Regions from separate parts of the Homo sapiens genome. Here region 2 is linked to region 1. The links are chromatin loops, found by intact Hi-C in ENCODE. Cell type or tissue: CD4-positive, alpha-beta T cell. All regions are shown on one strand.

Region 1 (8,000 bases):
AGGTCGGTCTCTACTCTCAGCATCTCAGCCATCCCAGCCTCCCCTTTCTCAGCTCCTGCCCACCCTGCCTCCCACTACCCTCACCCAGACCTGTAGGGCAGCAGGTGAAGGCCAAGAGGAGCCAACAATTTGATGACGAGTGTGGGGAGGATGTCCGCCAGGAGCACAGCCTGGGACAGGAGAATAGAGTGAGACCGCAGAGCTTCCAGGGGACAACCCTCCCAACCACGTGGCCAAGGAGAGGCAGGAGCTGGCCAAACAGGCCTGCTACAAACACAGGCTCTGGAGTCAGGCACGCCTGGGTTCAAGTCTCAGCTCTCCCACTCCTTAGTTGTGTGTCAAGAGTTTATACTCTCTGAGCTTCAGTTTCCTCATCTGGAAAATGGGAATATCATAGCACCTAGCTCACAGGACTGCTGTGTGGCTTAAATGAGCTAATATATGGTGCAGACAGAAAGGACTCAGAAACTATATATATATATATTTTGAGAGTGAGTCTCATTCTGCCACCCAGGCTGGAGTGTAGTGGCTCGATCTTGGCTCACTACAACCTCCACCTCCTGGGTTCAAGTGATTCTCCTGCCTCAGCCTCCTGAGTAGCTGGGATTACAGGCGTGCACCACCATGCCTGGCTAATTTTTGTATTTTTAGTACAGATGGGGTTTCACCATGTTGGCCAGGCTGGTCTTGAACTCCTGGTCTCAAGTGATCCATCCGCCTCAGCCTCAGAAATTATATTAAGGTCTCAATTATTTTATATATATATATTTTTTAATTTTTTTCTTTAAGATGGGGGTCTCACTATACTGCCCAGGCTGGTCTCAAACTCCTAGGCTCAAGTGATCCTCCCACCTTGGTCTCCCAAAGTGCTGGGATTACAAGTGTGAGCCAGTGCGCCCAGCCCAGGTCTCAACTGTTTTAATCATGACAGTCCCAGCTGGGTAGTGAAGGGCTGGGAGTGGGGTCTATAGACCCAGGGGCCCTGGGTCAGGCAAGGACCAGGTGAGATGAGTACGCACAGCCGTAGAGACAGAGTTGCAGTCAAATCGTGATGAGCTGTTGTGGGGGATCGGCGTTGGGCCTGGGTCCACCTAATGGGAGAAAAGCATGTCTTTCACCCTGGAGGCAGAGGGATAGACACACAGAGCCTGGCTCCCGTCCCAGCTCTGCCTTCACTTGAAGGATGGCTTTGGGTCAGCAGTGACTGACTTCTCAGGACCTCAGCGTCTCTGCATGCACAATGAAGAGGGGGTTTCCATATGAGTCTCACACTACTAGACCACAGGCCACAGATGGCCCTGTAAATGGACTTTGTTTAGATAACACATTCAAGAGCTTTCTTTTTTTTGAGATGGTGTCTCACTCTGTTGCCCAAGCTAGAGTGCAGTGGTGTGATCTTGGCTCATTGCAACTTCCACCTCCTGGCTTCAAGCAATTCTCCTGCCTCAGCCTCCTGAATAGCTCAGACTACAGGTGTGTGCCACCACACCCAGGTAGTTTTTGTATTTTTAGTAGAGTCGGAGTTTCACCATGTTGGCCAGGCTGGTCTCGAACTCCTGACTTCAAGTGATCCGCCCGCCTCAGCCTCCCAAACTGCTGGGATTACAGGTGTGAGCCACTGTGCCCAGCCAGAGACTGGAAACTTTACCCCACCTTGTCCCACCCCCTCATCTTCCCACAGGGACTAACCATGGTGGTGGTGGTAGAGAGTCACTTACATGGCTCTGGTTTCCCGATGTCCTCTTGTGGCTAAGGATGTCGTGGGCGGCACTCAGCATCACCACATAAGAGAAGTTGTTGCAAAGGCCCAGCAGCCTGGAAGGAGCAGGACAGGTCTCAACTCCCTCCTCATCCTGCAGCCATCTGTAGCCTTTGTGCCAAACCTTCCCTTACCTGTGCCCTTCAATCAGCCCCCTCTTTTTTTTCCCTCTATCACCAGATCCCATCCTCATTCAATGTTGGGGTCAAAAATACAGGCTTTGGTGCTTGGGCAAGATAGTGAGACCCCCATCTCTACAAAAAATTTAAAAATTAGCCAGGTGTGGTGGCTTGCACTGTAGTCCCAGCTACTTGGGAGGCTGAGGTGGGAGGATTGCTTGAGTCCAGGAGTCAGAGGCTGCAGTGAACTGTGATCATGCCACTGCACTCTAGCCTGGGTGACAGAGCAAGACCCTGTCACAAAAATAAAAAATAAAAAGGAAGAGGCCGAGTGCAGTGGCTCACACCTGTAATTCCAGCACTTTGAGGGGCCGAGGCGGGCGGATCGCCTGAGGTCAGGAGTTCGAGACCAGCCTGAGCAATATGGAGAAACCCCGTCTCTACTAAAAAATACAAAATTAGCTGGGCGAAGTTGCACATGCCTGTAATCCTAGCTACTCAGGAGGCTGAGGCAGGAGAACCACTTGAACCCGAAAGGCGGAGGTTGCAGTAAGCCGAGATTGTGCCATTGCACTCCAGCCTGGGCTACAAGAGCGAGACTCTATCTCAAAAAAAAAAAAAAAAAAGGAGAGTGGTCACAGAGAGTTTCTGGGAGAGGCCTTGGAGGCTGGAAGTGAATCCAAGTCTGTGATCCCAAAGCCCCTATGTCAGGGCGGGGCACGGTGGCTCACGCCTGTAATCCCAGCACTTTGGGAAGTGGAGGCAAGCGGATCACCTAAGGTCAGGAGTTCTAGACCAGCCTGACCAACATGGTGAAATCCTGTCTTTACTAAAAATACAAAAAATTAGCTGTGTCTGGTGGCACGCACCTGTAATCCCAGCTACTCGGGGAGCTGAGACAGGAGAATAGCTTGAACCTTGGAGGTGGAGGTTTCAGTGAGCCGAGATTGTGCCACTGCTCTCCAGCCTGGGTGATAGAGTGAGACTCTGTCTCAAAAATAAAATAAAATTAAAAAAAAAAAAAAAAAAAGCTGGGCGCGGTGGCTCACACCTGTAATCCCAGCACTTTGGGAGGCCGAGGCGGGCGGATCACGAGGTCAGGAGATCGAGACCATCCTGGATAACGCGGTGAAACCCCATCTCTACTAAAAATACAAAAAAATAGCCGGGCGTGGTGGCAGGCGCCTGTAGTCTCAGCTACTCCGGAGGCTGAGGCAAAAGAATGGTGTGAACCTGGGAGGCGGAGTTTGCAGTGAGCCGAGATTGCGCCACTGCACTCCAGCCTGGAGGACAGAGAGAGACTCCGTCTCAAAAAAAAAAAAAAAAAAAAAGGTTCAGGCCCGGCATGGTGGCTCATGCTTGTAATCTCAGCACTTTGGAAGGTTGAGGTAGGAGGATCACTTGAGGCCACGAGTTTGAGACCAGCCCAGGTCCCATAGTGAGACCCCCATCTCTATAAAAAAATATAAAAATTAGGCAGATGCGGTGGTGCACACCTGTAGCCACACCTACTTGGAGGCTGAGGTGGGAGAATCACTTGAGCCCAGGAGTTCCAGGCTGCAGGGAGCTGTGATTGCACTACTGCATTCCAACCTGGGAAACAGAGCAAGACCCTGTCTCAAAAAGAAAAAAAAATAAGATAAAATAAAATAAATTAAAAAAATAAAAAAGTTTTAGTAGTGATGCATTTATTTAAACGTTCACTAGGAAAACGCTGGTTTTCCAAGTGGAGTCGTGATTTAAAGTTTTCTTTTTAAAAATATGTGCACTAAAAAACGTTAAGGCTGAATTGGCTGGAAGAAAAAAGTAAATAATCCTACAGGTGGTAGGTATGAGGATCTTGCTAAATCCGGAAGGTGATAAGGAGTGAAGTTTGGAAATTTTACATGCTGCCCCTGGGGCAAACCAGTGGATTCAGTAAATATTTGTGGGTTCAGCTCCTTTGCGCAGCTTAACTCTTTCTTCCCCCTTTCCTCCGGTCACTTCCCTCTTCTCATGCCATTGTCACTCGCTGAAGTCTCAGGCCACTCACCAGAAGCCCACCGCGTTCTTCCAATGCGCGCCCTGATGGTCCAACAGAGGGAGCCGGGGCTCCGGGACGGTCTCCTCCCCTGGGAGAGCGAGAAGAGGGCATGACCCCCACCTACTCTCAGGTGCACGACCGCTCCTTGCGTGTCCTCCCGGGGCCGAGTCAGCTCTCATTCCCCTCAGGTGGGCTGCGAGCCAGAGGTGGTCGTTCCATGAGGGTGGGCGGGAATACTCACCCTCGGAATCCGAAAAGCGCCGCCGCGAGCCTGCACAGCCTCCCATCGCATCAAGTTCAGGTCCCCCGAGGGTCCAGGGTCATAGAGTGTCCAAAGGGGGCTCCCACGGGAGGGATGAGGGTCTGCGACAGGTGACAAGGATCAACGCCCGATTGCCGGTCCCAGCTCCGGCTTGTCTAGGGCACTCGCGCCCCGCGATCCATCAAGGAAGCTGGGGGCTCCATCTCGAGCGCCCTACGACCCACCACGCCCCACCCATCGTACTCTCCCCCGCCCCGTCTACAGCAGGGACCCTGAGGCCTGTACCTTTAAGAGCAGCAGAATGTTCTGCACTATGCAGAGGCCGTTTGTCGGATCACGTGACAGCACCCGCGTGTTCCCCCATCACGTGCTCAGAGGTTTTCCCTACTTCCGGGTCCTCTCTGTCTTCGCTTTGGGCCTTCTCGGCTTCGGAGCGTGAAAAAGGGAGGGGCTGGAGAACCCTGGAACCGCAGGTTTTAAACTGGAGCGGGTGGGAGCAGCAAGCAGAGCCGTGACCTTAGATCAGTGGCGCCCAAGACCGAGACAGTAGCCTGCCAGCACCAGTTATGACTGTGGGAGGCTTCAGCTCCTTTCCTTCAGCACTCACTTGCCAGAAACAAATATGGCCACCTGCCTACTCCCTTTTTTTTTTTTTTTTTTTTGAGGCAGGACTGTTTCTGGTTGCGAACAAAGACGACCAGCTTCAGGTCATTCTTATCCCCATCTGTTGACCTTACAAATTGTTTTAGAGACCTAAGTAAACATAACACTCATCTAAAGGGATTTCGTGAATGATCTATTGGCAGTATCCAAGATGTTAAGAGATCCCTATTTCCAAATTATCCTAGAACCAAAAAATATCACAGCACTTCAACCCCTGGTGTTACAGATGAGAAAACCAAGGTACAAATATATATATATATATATATAACAAAATTAGCCGGGCATGGTGGCGCATTCCTGTAGTCACAGGTACCTTGGAAGCTGAGGTGGGAGGATCACTTGTGCCCAGGAGGTTGAAGCTACAGTGAGCTATGATCACGCCACTGCACTCCAGCCTGGGTGACAGAGTGAGATCCTGTCTCAAAAAAAGAAAAAGTAAAAAATAAAATAAAAAAAATATATGTATATGAAAAAAATTGGAAAGTTGCTGACAATCATTCATACAATGTTAGACCTAAAGGTGACCTTAGAGACCTGTATGGTGATAAGAAATAGAGCACCAGAGGCAGGGAGCCATTGGGTTGGCTCCAGGCTGCTGCAGGATTCCTGCCTCCATCAAAGGTGGTGCTTAGACCAGATTTTTTTTTTTTTTTTGACAGGGTTTTGCTCTGTTGCCCAGGCTGGAGTGCAGTGGCAGGATCTTGGTTTGCTGCAACCTTGACCTCCCAGGCTCAGGTGATCCTCCCACCTCAGCCTCCCGAGTAGCTGGGACAGCAGGTGCGCACCACTGTGCCCAGCTAATTTTTGTGTTTTTTGTAGAGACTGGATTTTGCCACGTTGCCCAGGGTGGCCTCAAACTCCTGAGCTCAAGCAATCCACCTGCCTTGGCTTCCCAAAGTGCTAGGACTACAGGCGTGAGCCACTGCACCTGGCCAGACTAAATGATTTTAAGGCCTAAGATTCTGATGCTGTGATTTCATAGAATTGCCCTAATTGGAATAGGAAAGTGGGGCTGGGGAGGGGAGAAGGAGGGTATGGGGAAGAGAAGTAGAGCAAGGTCACTTTATGTAGTTCCAAATAAGGAATCATACCCTTACCTTCTTCTAGGTGGAAAGCGGCATCCTGCATTCTCTTCTTGTCCTTGGCCTCATCTCTGCTATGGGCTGTGCCACCTCTATATGCTCTTTCTCACCACCAGGCCTTCAGAATGCAGTTGGAAATGTGCCCTCTCGTCTGGGTGTGGTGGCTCATGCCTGTCATCCCAGCACTTTGGGAGGCCAAGGTGGGCAGATCACCTGAGGTCAGGAGTTCGAAACCAGCCTGGCTAACATGGTGAAACCCTGTCTCTACTAAAGATACAAAAATTAACCAGGTGTGGTGGCACGCACCTGTAATCCCAGCTACTCGGGAGGCTGAGGCAGGAGAATCACTTGAACCCAGGAGGCAGAGGTTGCAGTGAGCTGAGACTGCGCCACTACACTCCAGCCTGGGTGACAGAGTGAGACTGTCTCAAAAAAAAAAAGAAAAGAAAAGAAAAGAAATGTGCCCTCTCTAGTGTGCCTCCCAGGTCACTCAGCTGATGGAAAATGGAATCCTACTAACGTGCAGGGCTCTAGAAATTCAGCAGCGTTTCATACATGGCATCTGCCATCAAGGAAGTCACAGGAAGGTGGGAGGCAGACACAGATATCCACAATATAAAGTTTAGCCAAGTTCTTTTTTGCAAGCCTAATCATAGGTGAGGGGATGCACCCCAGAGCCACCAATCCGGCCCCTTCCGCCCCTGGGGGAAGCATTAATGACGCCGAAATGTGTCAGAGCTCCCACCAGCCCCCTCTTCACTGCTACTCTTTCTTCCCAGGCAAAACAGGAACCACAAACCCCAGCTTCCTCTTGCAGAGTGGCTGTGGCTTGTAGGGGAGGCAGAAATGGCTGAGGTGCGGATACGAGACCTGAGTCACTTGAGCTGCTGTTGCCACATGTCCCCTCCCTCTCCCCCTCCCCAGTTCTAAGGTCTCCTGCTCCCACTTTGTCCTTTCTGGCCTCTTGCTTGTCCTTTATTTCCAAATGTGCACCTGAGTCCCCTGTGTGATGTACACCCATTTCCCGGGCTGCAGTGGGGGCTACTGTGGGCATCAGGGGCCGTGGGCAGGGCCTGGGGTGGGGACGCATCAGGGAGACAGGGGAAGAGGAAGTGCCTTTGGTCCTGGGGAAGGTTGGCTTGTCTTGGTGGGTGGGGACGGTCATTATCAGCTTTCTGGACACACAGACAGAGACAGACAGGATGGACTTCCTCCGGCTATACCTCCCTGGGCTGCACCAGGCCTTGAGGGGGGCACTGGTGAGAAGGGCAGACAGCTGCCAGATACTTGCACCCCATTCCCTGGGGCCTCACTTCCGGGCACCTCCCCTGGGGCCTCACCTTTCCCCTCCTCCTTCTGATCTCCTCAAACTGGAGATTGCTTTCTCAGGTTCAGGCAGACTCCTGGCCTAATATTTTCTGAATTTCAGTCCCCACCTCCAACCATGCGTCCTCGTACCCCTAATCGATGCCCCTTCTGGCTCCTTCTGCAAATCCTCTTCTTCTCCTTTCAGATCCCAGTACCCTCTTCCTTAACCTGGGCTCCTCCAGCCAGGGCCCCCAGGGAAAGGGCTGGGACTCTCCTCAATGACTCTCCCCTCTCTCTCTCTTTTTTCCTAGGATTCCCTCGGCACCTTTGTCTCCTACCTCCTGGGAGATGCAGTCCCCACTGTAGAGCGGGAGGCGCAGGCGGCTGAGGAACTGGGGGTGGTGGCGGTGGGAAAGACAGGGAAGATTGTAGAGGAGGAAGCCCAGGAGGACCTGGAGGGCCTTAGAGGCAGCCAAAACGAGGGGGCTGGAAGGCTGAGAGGGCCTGGAGATGACAGAAGACATGAAGTGGGGAGCTCAGCTGTAGAACAGACCTGGGGCTGGGGAGATGGCAGCTCCCATGGGTCCCAAGCAGAGAGGCAGGACAGTGGGGCTGGGGAGACAGCCAAGGCTGCCAGGTGCCAGGAGCCAAGCGCCCACTTGGAGGCCAGAAAGAAATCCAAGGCAGGGTCTGGGGCTTGCCAAGACAGGAGCGGCCAAGCCCAGGAGAGGCAGGAGTCCCATGAGCAGGAAGTGAACAGAGAAGAGAGGCTGAGAAGCTGGGA
Region 2 (8,000 bases), 270 kb before region 1:
ATAACTTTAATATAGTTTACACGCTAATAAGGCCAAGGGATCTAAAATAATCTGGCAGATTAGGATGGGGAGGAAGTCAGGAAGTGACATTTCTTTAAGCTTTGGCCTTAAAGAAGCAGGAGTTTGCTAGGCAAAGAGAGGGGGCATAGAACATTCCAGGCAGTAGAAACAGCATGTACAAGAGAAGCCATCTCAGTAGGTAAGCTGATGAATCGGAATGGAGGCCAAGTCACTTACTTGGCTTAGTTTAGTAGGATGAGTGAAAGCTTTGGGTTGAGACTCATTTGGAGTGGAATCCAGCTCTTAACTTCACTAGCTAAGGTATCTTGAGTTATTGACTCTCGAAGTCTTGGTTTCCTTACTGTAAAATTGAATGAGATAACAGAAATGCAACTGACTCACTTAAGGGTATGCCTTTGGGTTACATAACTGGACTTCCAGAGATTCATTAGCTTTTGGCTGGGTGTGATGGGAGGCCTAGATCCATTCCTCTAGGATTTTCTTTTTTTTCTGTGTGTGGTTTTGTGTGTGTTTGTTTGTTTGTTTGTTTGTTTTGTTTTGTTTTATTTTTTTGAGACAGGGTCTCAGTCTGTTCTCCATGCTAGAGTGCAGTGGCGCAATCACAGCTCACTGCAGTCTCGACCTCCCAAGCTCAAGCAAGCCTCTCACCTTAAACTCCCAGTTAGCTGGGACTACAGGTGTGCGCCACTATGCCCAGCTGATTTTTTTTTTTTCAGCAAAGACAATGTCTCACTGTGTTGCCCAGGCTAGTCTCCAACTTCTGAGCTCAAGTGATCTGCCCACCCCGGCCTCCCAAAGTGCTGGGATTACAGGCATGAGCCACCACGCCCGGCCATTCCTCTAGGACTTCCTTGCTCTGCTCTTCTCCATTATCAGACTTGTTGTCAAGGTGGTTGCCAGGAACAGCCAGGGCCACAAAATTCCCTGTTCAAATCCAGCAAAAGAGAGCACCTTTTGGCCGGGCACAGTGGCTCACACCTGTAATCCCCAACACTTTGGGAGGCCAAGGTGGATGGATCGCTTGAGGTCAGCAGTTTGAGACCAGCCTGGCCAACTGGTGAAACCCCATCTCTACTTAAAAATACAAAAATGAGGCTGGGCATGGTGGCTCATGCCTGTAATCCCAGCACTTTGGGAGGCCGAGGTGGGTGGATCACCTAAGGTCGAGAGTTTGAGACCAGCCTAGCCAATATGGAGAAACCCCGTCTCTACTAAAAATACAAAAAATTAGCCAGGTGTGGTGGCGCATACCTGTAATCCTAGCTACTTGGGAAGCTGAGGCAGGAGAATCGCTTGAACCCGGGAGGCGGATGTTGTGGTGAGCCGAGATTGCACCATTGCACTCCAGCCTGGGCAACCAGAGCAAAACTCCATCTCAAAAAAAAAAAAAAAAAAAATTAGCTGGGCATGGTGGCAGGCGCCTGTAGTCCCAGCTACTCAGGAGGCTGAGGCAGGAGAATTGCTTGAACCCAGGAGGCAGAGGTTGCAGTGAGCCGAGATTGCACCACTGCACTCCAGCCTGGGTGACAGAGTGAGACTCCATCTCAAAATAAAGAAAAAAGAGAGAGCACCTTTCTCACATCCTTTCTCAAGCCAAGAAGCTTTCCCTACTGATCCTAATTGGCCTAGGCCTAGTCCCCCGGATCTAGCCGTAGTGAAGGAGGGTGGAACTGCTATGAGTGGCTTATAGAATCCCCTGGAGTTGCTTTCAATTCCTCAGAATAAACTGGATGTGTGGAGTCACCACATCATAGCTCCATTGCCAGGCTGGGGTGAAGATTTAATTTAATGTACATAAAACACCTGGCACATGAGGCATGAGATAAGTCACAGCTATTATAAATTTGACTCCAGGGATTTTGTTCAAGTAAACTAAATAACATTTTGTTATTAATATTAATCTGAAGCCTGTCTTATTCCAAAAAAAGATTTAAGGCTGCTATTACTTTTAGTTGGCACTGCAGGGATGGCCCCCAGCCATCTCTGCCTGCCTATTTCTATTGCTACTGCCTTGATCGCCTGCATTTAGTTATTCATTCAACAAACTTTCAGTGAGTTAGTATTAGCTTTGTGCCAGGCCTTTTGCTAAAAATGAAGTATTTAAAGTGAATAAGAATCAGGCAAATTGTCCACTGTCTGGGTCAGCAACAGCCACCCAAATAATTACAGCACATTGTGAGGTGTGTATGAACTTCCTAAGCGTACGAGGAAATGGGGAGGAAGCAACAAAGATGGTAACCTTTGGGTTGGGTCTTGATGGACGAATAGAAGTTCACCTGGCTGCTGCAGTCTTCAGTCCTTTTCCTACTCCAAGCTGTCTTCCACTGTGTCCGTTTCATTGCAAGTAACAAGGTGGGGACCCTAAAGTTTGGACTCTTAACAGTTGAAGAAGAAAAAAAGAATGTATTGTCTCGTAAAACGCCATCCAAAGGTTTGGATGAATTTCAGATATGGTGGATTCAGGGTGTGAATATCACAGAATTCAGTTTCTCTCTGTTCGTTGGTTCTGCTTCCTTGACTGGGGGTCATTTATCCTCATGGGCCCTGGCATATCTAGGCTTTCCCTTCTTCCAGGTTGAAGCCTGGTGGAGAGAAGGGCATATGCATCTCCTACAAATGTCGTAGAAAAATAAACCCTTTGTCTTTGATTGGGTCACATGCCCACTCCTGAACCAGTCACCATGGCCTGGGGAGTGTGATGCCCTGATTGGCTAATCTTGGGTCACATGTGCCACCAAGCTCCAGAGTAGCTCTTTCAATGGCCAACATCTCTCTCTCTCTCGAGCTCTCATTTTTTTTTTCATTTGTTTGTTGGTTTTGAGACAGGGTCTTGCTCTGTTGCCCAGGCTGGAGTGCAGTGGCTCAATCATAACTGACGTAGCTTCAAACTCCTGGGCTCGAGTGATCCTCCCACCTCAGCCTCCCGAGTAGCTGGGACTACAGTCACTGTGCCCAGCTAATTTTTTTTTTTTTAATGACTAGGGAGACGAGGGTCTCCCTAGGGTGGTCTCAAACTCCTAGGCTCAACCGGGCATGGTAGCTCACGCCTGTAATCCCAGCACTTTGGGAGGCCAAGGTGGGCAGATCACCTGAGGTCAGGAGTTCGAGACCAGCCTGGCCAACATGGTGAAACCCCGTCTTTACTAAAAATACAAAAATTAGCTGTGCGTGGTGGCAGGCACCTGTAATCCCAGCTACTTGGGAGGCTGAGGCAGGAGAATTGCTTGAACCTGGGAGGTGGAGGTTGCAGTGAGCCAAGATCACGCCATTGCACTCCACCCTGGGGACAGGAGCAGGACTTCGTCTCAAAAAAAAAAAAAAAAAAAACTAGGCTCAAGCAATCCTCCTGCCTCAGCCTCCCAAAATGCTGGGATTACAAGGGTGAGCCACTGTGCCTGGCCTCCATAGCCAAGATCTGTCTGAGCCCCACGACAGCTCTGTGAGGATCTCAGAAGGAAGAAAGGGTGAGAGTCTGGCACCCTCTGTAGGTGATGGGAACACACTGTCTGCATAGCCTGGCATTCAAGGCCTTTGAAGGCCTTCGCAGCTCTAGAGCCAGACTCTCTGGGTTTTTACTCAGCCTGTTACGTAGCTGTGTGGCCTTGAGCAAGTCATTTAAACTCTTTGTAACCTCAGTTTCCTCATCCATAAAATAGGAATAGTACTAGTACCTAGTTGGCTGGGCAGGTACCTGTTTCAGCTAAATTCTATCAGGAAAACCAAATTAGGATTCAAAATATTGACAAGGGAACCGGGCACGGTGGCTCACGCCTGTAATCCCAGCACTTTGGGAGGCCAAAGCGGGTGGATCACTTGAGGTTAGGAGTTCGAGGCCAGCCTGGCCAACATGGCGAAACCCTGTCTCTACTAAAAACACAAAAATTATCCAGGCGTGGTGGCACGAGCCTGTAGTCCCAGCTACTCAGATGGCTGAGGCAGGAGAATCACTTGAACCTGGGAGGTAGAGGTTGCAGTGAGCCAAGATCGCACCACTGCACTCCAGCCTGAAAGAGAGAGGAAGATTCTGTCTCAAAAAAAAAACAAAAGAAATGTTGACAAGGGGACTTTTTTTTTTTTTTTTTTTGAGACGGAGTCTCGCTCTGTCACCCAGGCTGGAGTACAGTGGCATGATCTCAGCTCACTGCAACCTCTGCCTCCTGGGTGCAAGCGATTCTCCTGCCTTAGCCTTTTGAGTAGCTAGGATTATAGGCATGCACCACCATGACTGGCTAATTTTTGTATTTTTAGTAGAGACGAGGTTTCACTGTGTTGGCCAGGCTAGTCGTGAACTCCTGACCTCAGGTGATCCCCCCACCTTGGCCTCCCAAAATGTTGGGATTACAGGTGTGAGCCACCATGCCCAGCTGACAAGGGGACTATTTTTAAAGGGTGGGATGTAAGGAAACCCTGCAAAGGAAAACACAACACAAGAGGTCTAGTAACAGCATGATTATTAGTACTTCTAAGCCTGCAGGGACAAGAGGAGGAATGGAGGCCAGAATCTGGAAAGGAAGAATTGTGTGAGAGCAGCTGAAGGAAGCAGCCAGCTAAGGTGATGCTGTGGGGAGAATGCCAGTGAAATAAACATGCTGACCTCACTGTCTGCTCTCTTGCTAATCTCCTGCTGGGGGATCCACATTGGATAAGTCCAGCTGTAAGCCAGGGAGCAAGGGAGCCTGCTGATGTAATCCGTACAGGTCGAACTTCTGGGCACAGGGCAGGCAGCACAGGGAAAGTGTGACAGCAGGGGAGCACATGGAAAAGATCCGGCAGCCCACCATGACCACGGCAAAGCATGAGAAGTGTTTAGAACTGTGTGGGTGGATCACCTGGGTCAGGAGTTTGAGACCGGCCTGGGTAACATGGTAGAACCCTGTCTCTACTAAAAATACAAAACTGAGCCAGTTGTGGTGGTGCATGCCTGTAGTCCCAGCTACTTGGGAGGCTGAGGCAGGAGAACTGTTTGAACCCAGGAGGCAGAGGTTGCGGTGAGCCGAGACCGCACCACTGCACTCCAGCCTGGGCAACAGAGTGAGACTCTATCTCAAAAAAAAAAAAAAAAAAAAGAACTGTGCTTGTACGTTACAAGACTTTCTTTCTTTCTTTTTTAAAGAGAGGCAGGATCTCACTCCATTGCCCAGGCGGGAGTGCAGTGGTGCAATCATGGCTCACTGCAGCCTCAACATTCCAGGCTCCAGTGATCCTTCCACCTCAGCCTCCTGAGTAGCTGAAACTACAGGCACGTGTCACCACACCCAACTATTTTTTATTTATTCTTTTGTAGAGACCAGTCTCACTATGTTGCCCAGGCTGGTTTCAAACTCCTGGGCTCAAGCAATCCTCCCACCTCAGCCTCTCAAAGTGCTGCGATCACAGGCATAAGCCACCACACCTGACAAAGATTTTCAATAAATTTTAGTTATTAATCACTATATCCATCCCAGCTTTCTTTTTTTTTTTTTTTTTTTGAGATGAAGTCTTGCTCTTGTTGCCCAGGCTAGAGTGCAATGGCACGATCTTGGCTCACTGCAACTTCTGCTTCCCGGGTTCAAGCAATTCTCCTGCCTCAGCCTCCCAAGTAGCTAGGATTACAGGGTCCTGCCACCATGCCCGGCTAATTTTTGTAATTTTAGTAGAGACGGGGTTTCAAAATGTTATCAGGCTGGTCTCAAACTCCCAACCTCAGGCGATCCACCCACCTCGGCCTCCCAAAGTGCTGGGATTACAGGTGTGAGCTACTGCATCCGGCCTGCATCCCACCTTTCTAACTCCTCTCCATATACAAACCCAGCAAGCTAGAGTCCTCTTGGCTCCTGGAAACAGCAGACTCTTTTTTTTTTTTTTTTTTTTTTTTTTTTTTTGAGACGGAGTCTCACTCTATCGCCCAGGCTGGAGTGTAATGGTGCGTTCTCTGCTTACCGCAACCTCTGCGTCCCTGGTTCAAGTGATTCTTGTGCCTCAGCCTCCTGAGTAGCTGCAATTACAGGCAGGCATGTGCCACCACGCCCAGCTAATTTTTGTGTTTTTGTTTTTTTTTTTTTCAGTAGAGATGGGTTTTCATCATGTTGGCCAGGCCAGTCTCGGACTCCTGACCTCAGGTGATTTACCTGCCTCAGGCTCCCAAAGTGCTGGGATTCCAGGCACGAGCCACCACACCCAGCGGACTCTTTCATGTCTCAGAGCCAAGGCTCATGTTGTTCTGCTATTTGGGGTGTCCTTTTCCTCATCCCTTTCCCTTCCTTTTAAATTCCTACTCACCCTAAAGACCCAACTCAAATGTATCCTACTCAGTGATTTCCTGGCATAGAGTAAATGAATGTTTGCAAACATCCATTACCATGATTAATGGAGAAATTTTGCCTGAATGAAGCCATCCTCACAGGATTAACAAGAATTCTGCACAGAAATACAGTTACAATTAAGCATCAACCAGGCTGCACTTTGACCCACTTCCTTGTACCCAAAAGTCACATGGCACTAGATACTGACCACTTGCATCCCCAGTGCTCTTTTAGATAGCATTTCTGATATTAGAATCATAAGGCTTTTTTTTAAAAGAATAGCTTAAGCAGATTTTTTTTGAGACAGGTCTTGCTCTGTTGCCCAGGCTGGAGTGCAGTGGCGAGAATATGGCTCACTGCTGCCTTGACCTCCTGGGCTCAAGCAATTCTCCATCTTGGCCTCCCAAGTAGCTGGGACTACAGGGACCGTGCCTGGCTTTATTCCACCTGTTTCACTGATCAACAGGGAATCTGACCAGGCACAGTGGCTCATGTCTGTAACCCCAGCACTTTGGGAGGCCAAAGTGGGAGGATCACATGAGCCTAGAGGTTTGACACCAGCCTGGGCAACATAGTGAGACCCAGTCTCTACAAAGGTGGAAGCTGCAGTGAGCCAAGATTGCGCCATTGCACTCCAGCCTGAGCGACAGAGTGAAACTGTCTCAAAATAAAAAAATAAAAAAAAAAAGAAAGGTGGTGTCTGAGACTCATGTTCATTAAGACCACTCCCGGCCTGGCGCGGTGGCTCACGCCTGTAATCCCAACACTTTGGGAGGCCAAGGCAGGTGGATCATGAGGTCAGGAGTTCAAGACCAGCCTGGCCAAGATGGTGAAACCCCGTCTCTACTAAAAATACAAAAATTGTCTGGGCATGGTGGCACTTGCCTATAATCCCAGCTACTCAGGAGGCTGAGGCAGAGAATTGCTTGAACCTGGGAGGTAGAGGTTGCAGTGAGCCAAGATAGCACCACTGCACTCCAGCCTGGGCGATAAAGCGAGACCATCTCAAAAACAAAACAACCAAAAAAAAAACACTCCCATCCAACCCCAAGACATACTCACATCTTCCAAGAACGTCAGGCAACTTTCAGATTATGAGACCCCTCAGAGCTTGAACCCAACCTCCCACCTTCACTTTTAGCTGGTTGTTGGAACAATATATTTCTTTTTTTTTGAGACAGAGTCTCGCTCTGTTGCATAGGCTAGAATGCAGTGGTGTGATCTCGGCTCACTGCAACCTCCGCCTACCAGGTTCAAGAAATTCTCCTGTCTCAGCCTCCCGAGTAGCTGGGACTACACACATACACCACCACACTTGGATAATTTTTTAATTTTTTGTAGAGATGGGCTCTCACTGCGTTGCCCAAGCTGTTCTCAAACAATCCTAGGCTCAAGCAATCCTCCCACCTCAGCCTCTCAAAGTGTTGGGATTACAGGCGTGAGCCACCATGCCTTTTGTTTTTTTTTTTTTTTAAGGGAGTTGGGGTCTGGCTGTGTATCCCAGGCTGGAGTGCAGTGGTGCAATCTCAACTTACTGCAGCCTTGAACTCCTGGGCTCAAGAGATCTTCCCACATCAGCCTCCTGTGTAGCTGGGGCTACAGACACAAGCTGCTGCATCGGCCTATGCATCTTTACTAAGAGTTCATGAGGATACAGAGGAGAGGACTTACATCACTGACCCCATAGCAAATAACCTA

The links. Peaks named below come from ENCODE experiments on the same cell type or tissue, not always from the same donor. Only the 100,000 strongest peaks of a DNase experiment are listed, where the experiment ranks them.
Region 2: a loop joins it to region 1, with 4 times the contacts of the local background. A loop is called at or near these places in 4 of 110 quality-filtered maps.

What each region holds. Positions count from the first base shown.
Region 1 is chr16:28,487,572-28,495,571 of GRCh38, forward strand. It overlaps CLN3 (CLN3 lysosomal/endosomal transmembrane protein, battenin), which reads right to left and starts at 4,503. Exons shown (of 16, transcript NM_001042432.2): 1 at 4,449-4,503; 2 at 4,143-4,264; 3 at 3,911-3,989; 4 at 1,719-1,815; 5 at 1,020-1,091; 6 at 91-170. The coding sequence starts at 4,188. APOBR (apolipoprotein B receptor) reads left to right here and starts at 7,072. Exons shown (of 4, transcript NM_018690.4): 1 at 7,072-7,167; 2 at 7,528-8,000. The coding sequence starts at 7,111. RefSeq lists enhancers at 4,385-5,174, 4,514-4,713. In CD4-positive, alpha-beta T cell, CTCF peaks have their summits at 3,891 and 4,090; DNase peaks (open chromatin) are centred at 3,960, 4,520 and 6,700; H3K4me3 peaks cover 4,687 bases; H3K27ac peaks cover 3,990 bases.
Region 2 is chr16:28,214,794-28,222,793 of GRCh38, forward strand. No RefSeq gene overlaps it. Among named protein-coding and RNA genes, the nearest start is that of XPO6, 6.8 kb to the left of the region's middle. RefSeq lists an enhancer at 4,403-4,904. In CD4-positive, alpha-beta T cell, a CTCF peak has its summit at 3,480 (motif pointing left); DNase peaks (open chromatin) are centred at 2,728 and 3,498.